Regions from separate parts of the Homo sapiens genome. Here region 2 is linked to region 1. Evidence: read pairs that join two places in POLR2A ChIA-PET (ENCODE). Cell type or tissue: CD4-positive, alpha-beta T cell. All regions are shown on one strand. Each heading gives the region's core, and the rest is flanking DNA. Links, peaks and the distances in the headings are about the cores only.

Evidence for each region. ChIA-PET counts read pairs that join two places held together with the same protein. Peaks named below come from ENCODE experiments on the same cell type or tissue, not always from the same donor. Only the 100,000 strongest peaks of a DNase experiment are listed, where the experiment ranks them.
Region 2: POLR2A ChIA-PET joins it to region 1 with 5 read pairs; 2 of 35 experiments call an interaction of 5 or more read pairs at or near these places.

What each region holds. Positions count from the first base shown.
Region 1 is chr17:67,742,585-67,746,920 of GRCh38, reverse strand. NOL11 (nucleolar protein 11) reads right to left here. Exons shown (of 18, transcript NM_015462.5): 17 at 3,335-3,442; 18 at 2,390-3,178. The coding sequence ends at 3,062. Among named protein-coding and RNA genes, the nearest start is that of SNORA38B, 4.1 kb to the right of the region's middle. In CD4-positive, alpha-beta T cell, for the core only: no CTCF peak of the experiment used is centred there; no DNase peak of the experiment used is centred there.
Region 2 is chr17:67,567,652-67,572,042 of GRCh38, reverse strand. The region is part of intron 4 of PITPNC1 (phosphatidylinositol transfer protein cytoplasmic 1); the gene reads right to left. The region is part of intron 1 of LOC124904045 (a long non-coding RNA gene); the gene reads left to right. Among named protein-coding and RNA genes, the nearest start is that of MIR548D2, 98 kb to the right of the region's middle. RefSeq lists an enhancer at 2,111-2,180. In CD4-positive, alpha-beta T cell, for the core only: no CTCF peak of the experiment used is centred there; a DNase peak (open chromatin) is centred at 2,012.

The DNA of each region.
Region 1 (4,336 bases), core at 337-4,336:
TATAATCAGAAATAAATCTGAGATATATAGTGTTATATGGCCTAGAGGAAGAAGACACACTGCCTATATATGATGAACATGGATAATTTACTTTCCAAGAAAAGGAACTATAGCAAACCGTCAGAATTTTACTCTGTAGTTAGATAAAATCTATTATTCAAAGACTTTATTCACTAACCATAACACCTGTTATGTCCCAGTGGACCTAGGCTTAGTCCTTGCCTTGAAGAACAGCCTATCAGAGTGTCTGCATATCTTTTTAAAATCCTAGTTTACTTTTAGTAATTTAGATTGCAGGTAACCTAGAAATAATTTATAACTACTATTTAAAGGCAATTATGCCCGGGTGCAGTGGCTCACACCTGTAATCCCAGCACTTTGGGAGGCCGAGGCAGGTGGCCTAACTCACTTTAGGCCAGGAGTTCGAGACCAGCTTGGCCAACATGGGGAAAGACTGTCTCTACTAAAAATACAAACATTAGCCGGGCATGGTGGCATATGCCTGTAATCTCAGTTACTTGGGAGGCTGAGGCATGAGAATCACATAAACCTGGGAAGCAGAGGTTGCAGTGAGTTGAGATCGCACCACTGCACTCCAGCCTGGGCGAGAGAGTGAGGCTCTGTCTCAAAAACAAAATGAAATAAAGGCAGTTACAATTTTCTACTCTAATTAAAATGGCATATAATTCTGAAAACCATAATACAGTTTATAGTCTTGTTTGTGGTAGTTACATTTCGTCAAGTATCTGATTCCTTACCATGTAAGTTATTTTTCAATGCAGAAGCCAGTCTTTAAGTACAAAATTAAATCAAAAGTCATGAAGAGTAAAATGTCAATCTATGAACTGACTGCCTCTGCATTTCAGTTGTTTATCTTCTTTTTACTGGCTAAGAGTTCACAGATCAATGAGACTTGTCTCTTTAATTATGGGTTCTTAGATATAAAATAAGAATCCACTACGCTAAAGCTCAAAATTCTTATAAAGAAAAGCTTAGGAACTCATAATTTTATATTATCTGGATGTCTGCAGATAATTCTTAAATGGTTCAGCAAAAAAAGATAAAAAGGTGGGGCCGGGCGTGGTGGCTCACGCCTGTAATCCCAGCACTTTGGAAGGCCAAGAAGGGCAGATCACCTGAGGTCAGGAGTTGCAGGCCAGCATGGCCAACATGGTGAAACCCTGTCTCTACTAAAAATACAAAAATTAGCTGGGTGTGGTGAGGCATGTCTGTAATTCCAGCTACTCGGGAGGCTGAGGCAGGAAAATTCCTTGAACCTGGGAGGCAGAGCAAGACTCCATCTGAAAAAAATGATAAATAGGCCGGGTGCGGTGGCTCATGCCTGTAATCCCAGCACTTTGGGAGGCCGAGGTGGGTGGATCACGAGGTCAAGAGATTAAGACCATCCTGGCTAACACAGTGAAGCCCCATCTCAACTAAAAATACAAAACAAATTAGCCGGACCTGGTGGCAGGTGCCTCTAGTCCCAGCTACCCAGGAGGCTGGGGCAGGAGAATGGCATGAACCCGGGAAGCAGAGCTTGCAGACTCCGTCTCAAAAAAGAAATAAATAAATAAATAAATAAATAAATAAATAAATAAATGAAATAAATAAAAAGGGGATATGCACCATGGAGACCGTATTTTTCATTTCTGCTAAGTACTGTATTACCGCTGAGCAAAAGGTCCCATTACATAAAGAGAACATGGTTTTTTTTTTTTTTTTTAAGGAGTTTCACTCTTGTTGCCCAGGCTGGAGTGCAATGGCGCGATCTTGGCTCACAGCAACCTTCACCTCCCAGGTTCAAGCGATTCTCCTGCCTTAGCCTCCCCGAGTAGCTGGGATTATAGGGATGCGCCACCATGCCTGGCTAATTTTTTTGTATTTTAGTAGAGACGGGGTTTCTCTATGTTGGTCAGGCTGGTCTCGAACTTCTGACCTCAGGTGATCTGCCCGCCTCAGCCTCCCAAAGTACTGGGATTACAGGCGTGAGCCACCGCACCCGGCCGATTTTTTTTTTTTTTCGAGACAGGGTCTTACTCTGTCATCCAGACTGGAGTGCAGTGGTGCTATCTTGGCTCAGCGCAACCTCCGCCTCCTGGGTTCAAGTGATTCTCCCATCTCAACCTCCTGAATAGCTGAGACTATAGGAACGCACCACCATGCCCAGCTAATTTTGTATTTTTTGGTAGAGATGGGGTTTCACCATGTTGTCCAAGCTGGTCTTGAACTCCTAACCTGAAGTAATCTGCCCGCTTCCGCCTCCCAAAGTGCTTGGATTACAGGCGTGGGTCACCGTGCCCAGCTGAGAATGTCATCATTAATAGAGGCTTTACCCTGTTCCTTTGGGATTTCTTTTCATTAAGGCCTACTGAGAGATTAAAAACAATGGAGGAGAACCTGTTTATTAACGGCCACATGTGTGACTAAAGTTTACATACAGTGCCTGACCTAAAACGCAGCTTTTCACTACTGCAAGGTAAATTCAGCCATCAGGATTCTTTCTGTAAAGCTGGGCTGTAGAATCACACTTGAACTTTTCATTTGTCCTAAAGGACAGGGGAGACCGCAGGAGGCAATCACGTGCCTGTGTGAGGGCCCCTCTCTGCCCTGCTTGTGGCAGAAGACACACTGCAAATGTGTGAAATAAAGGTGAGCTGTGGAACAAATGAGCAGGGGCAGCTTCTGACTCTGATAAAATTACATTCTTCCTAGAATCACTGCTTCAATGGTCATTTTTTATTAAAAGAAAAAATTCAAAACACATGATAAGAAATTAGACTTTTATCAATACACAAATAATTTTACTTAAAATCAACCCAGTTACATATTTTTAAAAAATTGCAGAACCTCTCCACACCAATGTCCACAGCCTAGAACAGGTTCATGTGAAACCTGCAGTCCTACCCCGGAGCATCAGTTAAGTGATGGTCCAGGTACTCACTGACACGTTTCTCTTGACACTGAGATGGTCGCAAACAAAACACCGTTCTTGCCTGGATGAAGCAAGAGTTCACATAAAAGAGCTTTATAAAATGTCTATGAAGGAGAATTGATAATATCAGAAGAGCTCCAGCACTTCAATTGAATATAATCCTCTATTATTCTTTTCTTGATTTAATTTCTGTAGCTCCCGAAAACTTACTTCAATCTTGTTGAGCTCAGAATAAACAGATATCTAAAGAAAAGAGTTTCAGAGTAACTTTTACCATAATGTCTACATAGAAACAAATCTTCCATGAGTAAGTTATTTAAGGACAAATTTTAAGAATAATTGTAATTCAGGTGATACTTGGGTACAAATAAAATCAGTATATATCAAATAATCACAAACCTGAGATTTTACAAGCTTGTAAAGATTTATCAGTAGCCTCTTTGCTTCTGGCATCATTACAACAACAGTAAAATTTGCATCCAGAAGTAGACATATCCAATCCATAATCTGAAGATGAATAGGAAAAGGAAGTTAAGATTTTAAATTTAACTTCAGGTTAATTCACTTTACAAAGTCCATAAATAAACAGTTATGAGAAAAATAAGTCTTTATAAATAAAATCTGAACATTTTTGTTTAGAGATGGAGCAATTTCTACGAAATATAAAAAGGCTCATTTCTGGCTTTTAAAAAATTTATTCTAATTAAAAAAAATTTTAGAGATGGGATCTTGCTATGTCACCCAGGCTGGAGTAGGAATGCAATGGCACAATTCATAGCTCACTGGAGCCTCCAAACACCTGGGCTGAAGTGATCCTCCTGCCTCAACCTCCCAGAGTAGCTGCAATCATCCAGAGTTGCTGGGATTACAGATGCACCATCATACCCAGCTACTTTTTAGCAATTTTTGTAGAGATGGGGTTTCGCCTTATTGCCAAGCTGGTCTTGAATTCCTGGCCTCAAGCAATCCTCCAACCTCAGCCTCCCAAAGTGCTAAGACTACAGGCTTGAGACACCGCGCCAGTAGTTGTCTTTTTATTTTTAAAAATTTTAGTTTTCAGTTTCAATAATTTTCAGTCACACACACAAAAAAATAACCACTCATCTTCTATTCTGCAAGATAAATTTTCCCCAAGGACAAGGTGTTGTGTATTATAGATGAGTTGCCATAAACCAGAATTATTACTAAGCATTTATAGAAGTTTCTTATGTAGTCCTACATCTTCCAGTGGTGTAGTTAACATGCAAATATCAAAGCAACCGGGAAACTGGCTATCCATTTGGGAGGGGGAGCTGATCCCTAAGGAACTCCTTATATCAGATTAAATTCTATATGTATCAAAGAGTTAAACACAAGAAATAAAACCATGTAGTAGGGAAAGCTGGTGACTATTTTCATAAT
Region 2 (4,391 bases), core at 69-4,068, 170 kb after region 1:
AAGTCCCATTTGGCCCACAGCATATGAAGGAAAGACTGAAAAACCCACGGCAGACAGAATTCTGAGATGGCCTCCAGAGTCCCAGCCACTGGTGCACACATCCTGTGTAATCCTTCCCTTCGGGTGTGAGCAGAACCTGGGGATATGATGGGCTGTCACTCCCCTGGTTGCCCCCCAGAACCTTCAGAGGGAGCACAGCTTTTGATTGATAGCAAAAAGACAAGACAGTCAGTCACTCCTGAGAGTGTATACAAGACTTCACTTTAGAAAAAGCAGAGATTCTTTTGTTGGCTTTGAAGTTGTGAGATAGCCACGTGGATAGGACCCAAGAGAGGTCTACTGGGAACTGAGAGTGACAGCCGGAGAAGAACCAGCTAGAAAACGCGACCTTCGTCCTTCAACCACAAGGAATGAATCCTGCCAACCACCAGTGAGCGTGGAAGAGGACCCTGCATTTCTGGTGAAACTAGAACCTTGGTTGATGCCTTGATTTCTACCTGGTGAGTTGCCTGAGCCAAGGACCCAGCTAGCCTGGGTTCCAACTCCTGACCCATGGAAACTGCAAGATAACAAACTTGTGTTATTTTTCTTCTCTTCTCTTTTCTTTTCTTTTTTGAGACAGAGCCTCATTCTGTTGCCCAGGCTTGAATGCAGTATAGCTCAGCTCGCCGCAGCCTTGACCTCCTGGGCTTAAGCAATCCTCCCGCCTCAGCCTCCTGAACAGCTGGGATCACAGGCATGCACCACCACACCCAGCTAATTTTTTTTACTTTTAGTAGAGATGAGCTCTCACTGTGTTGCCCAGGTTGGTCTCAAACTCCTGAGCTCAAGCGATCCTCCAACCTCAGCCTCCTAAAGTGCTGGTATTATAGGCATGAGCCATTGCACCCAGCCACTTGTGTTGTTTTAAGTTGCTAAATTTGTGGGAGATTTGCTACACAGCAAGAGAAAACCAACACAACACTCAGCCTGCTGGCTGCCTTCTTCCAAATCACCCATCTGGTTTTCATCTGAGTAAAGCATCACCGACTCTGAGGTTCAAGCAAGTGCAAGGGAAGGGGGAATTGGTGCTTTTTCTGACTTATTAGTTCCACCTATGATGCCACCTGCTTTGTCAATCAATGGCCACTGCTTATTGCCCAGGGTGATATTTACTAGTAACTGATGTCAGCAAGCTTGTCATTATCTGGTGTCCAGATGCAGCAGCAGGCACCTAACCCACAGAGAGGGAGGATGATGATTTAGTAGGAAAAAAAAAAAAAATACAGATTTTTGGAGTAAAACAGACTTCAGTTCAAACCGCAGCTTCTTTTCCAACAAACTGTGTGACTTGGGGCAAATTCACGATTCCCTCTGAGCTTCAGTTTCCTCATCTATCAAATGGAGACAATTGCAACCTCAAAGCTGTGGGGTGAGAATGAAAAGAGATAACGAATGTCCAGGGCCAGGCAGCGCCTGGCAGATGCTGGAGAGATGTTGGTCCACTCCATTGTACCCTCCTAGGCAATGTGGACGAGAAAGCTGAGCTGGGGTCAAAGGCAGATCCTCCACTATGAAGATGCAAGGATGCAGAGGCTTCCGGAAAGGCATCCACAGGACACCTGATGGCTTCTTCCCATGGCAAGGAAGGCAGCCAAACCACAGAGCAGATCTGGGCTCTTCCAGACTCACTCTGAATCCCTGACCTGCTCTGCTGCTGAGGAAATGTCACCACGTGTCCCAGGCTCCATCCTTGGCAGCTCCTTCTTCTGGGCAGGTGCCCCTTCCACTGGCCTCTTCTCTGAGCTTTCCCTTGGCCCCCTGCTGACTTCATGCAGGGAACAAAAACTCTACCAGGATCTCCGTGAACTCTTTTCTTTCCTAGATCTAAAGGGTGCACGTCCGCTGGTTCACTCAACCCAATCGCCAAAACCAAGGCTCAAAGAAGTTAAGAAACAGAAGCATAAAACAGAAGTTGGGAACCCTTGAGGCCACAGAGATGACTCTGCTTACAGGCAGAGGGGGAGGCAAAAAAGCACGCCTGTCCCTGGAGCCTGGGGGAAATCAGTGAGTCATTTCTGTCCCTCTCCACCTCTTCTTCCTCCTCTGGGCTCACTCCAGGTCTCGAATCCTCTTTCTCATGAAAAATCTTTTCTTTTTTATCTCTCTCTCCCTCTTCTTGACTAAAGGCACAGCTTGGCAGGGAGAATAAAGCAGAGAAAGCATCATAGAAAATATTCACTTAATTACATCCAGTGTTTATTTTGCCCCAACCCCCTAAAAACAGTAGCAGTGTTAGGAAGAAGTCAGGGAGTCAAGGCAGGAGCTCTCCTGTCATCTCATCTTTGATTTTCTAGCTTAGATCCACGTAAGCCAGAGGAATCTTATAGGTGTTGCTGCCATCTGCTCCCTGCCATGACCCTCTTCCTTTTATCTGGTGTCTAAGCATCTATAATTGGCCTTCCAAACCCAACGGAATCCACCAGGATGAACCTCTTATTGAAAAGTGATATTCTGGTACCTGTAAAACCTCCAGCACCCAAAACTCAATGTGCAGAAAAGTGATGGTGGAACATTTAAATGCAGCTACTTGTAGCTTTTGGAAGTGACGGGTGGATCTGCAGTGGGGAAGAAGAACGCCAGGAAAGACAAGTGAGGTTTCTGGGTCTCTGCAAGAATAATTTCCAGACACAAGCCCTCCCAGGTTCAGTGTCGGGAAATGAAAGCAGCATATGCAAAATGCACGGCAGAACTGAATTTCCAATTCACTACAGACATGCTTTGGAAAACATGAAAGAGCTATTTTTGGTCCAGTGATCGATTAGGGTTGCTATGGCAATAAGAAACACTTACAGGAACAAAATGAAATGTAAGCAAACCAAAGTCTTAAAGAGAAAGGGTCAGACACATTGGGGATTTCATAGTCAGTTTCTGGGTGGTGCTGGCAGCCCTTATTTCTGTCTCAGCACCTGCATAGGGAGAGAGACGATAGTGGCTGCAGTGAATGGGGGCCCTGGGGATGGGTCTGAGGCTCTCTAGGGCACTGCACTTCAGAAGCAGGAAGTGCGAAACTTCTGGAAGAATGTACACCGCTCACTTTGAAGACTGTCATTATTGTCATCAAAGGATACTGTATTTCCACAGCACCTAGCCTGTGGCAAAAACGTAAGCTAAAATGTATTAATCCTACCCTATCCCACTTTACAATGTAAAAGAAAAATAAAAGTATTCTCTATGACAGTGTATTTCTAAGACCTACTTAATGATGCCTCATTTGCTGGGCTTGTTAAAAACAGATTCCAGGCCTCTCTCCCGATGCCTCGCTTTCAGTAAGCTGGTATATTCTGGGAGCCCACCCCCAAACTCAGGAGCTGTTTCCCCCTTTTCCCCCCAAAATATAGCTTTACTATTCAGCAGGCAGAGGCAGGAGGATCACTTGAGCCCAGGAGTTTGAGGCTGCAGTGAGCTATGATCACACTACTGCATTCCAGCCTGGGTGACAGAGCAAGCAAGATCCCATCTCTAAAAAAATAAAATAAAATAAATAAAAAATAGCTTTATTCACATACCATATAATTCACCCATTTCAAGTATACAAGTTAATGGTGTTCAGTATATTCAGAGTTATACAACCATTAGGACAATCTAATTTTAGAACATTTCCATTACCTCCCAAAGAAGCCCTGTATCCATCAGCAGTCACGTCCCCATTCCCGCCTACCTGCAGCACCACAATGTACGCAACTCCTAATCTACTCTAAGATTTGTCTATTCTATACATTTCCTACAAATGGAAGTGTATCATATGTGGTCTTTTGTTCCTGGCTTCTTTCCCTTAGCATGTTTTCAAGGCTCATCCATGTTCTAGCATGTATGGGTACTCCATTCCTTTTTCTGGCCGAATGATAGTCCATTGTACGGACATACTACATCTGATTTCTCCATTTATCAGTTGATGAACATTTGTTTCTATTTTTTGGCTACTATGAACAATACTGCCACAGCTATTCTTGTGCGAGTTTTTGTGTGGATTTCTATCTTTCTTTCTTCTTTCTTCTTTTCTCTTCTCTTCTCCTTTCTTTCTTTCTTTTTGAAATGGAGTCTCACTCTGTTGCCCAGGCTGGAGTGCAGTGGTGTGATCTTGGCTCATTGCAATTCCACCCCCTGGGTTCAAGCGATTCTCCTGCCTCAGCCTCCAGACTAGCTGGGATTACAGGCACCTGCCACCATACCTAGCTAATTTTTGTATTTTTGGTAGAGATGGGGTTTCACCATGTTGGCCAGGCTGGTCTCAAACTCCTGACCTCGTGATCCACCCACCTCGGCCTCCCAAAGTGCTGGGATTACAGGTGTGAGCCACTGCGCCCGGCCATGTTTTCATTTCTCTTGAGTGTATACCTAGAGTGGAATTG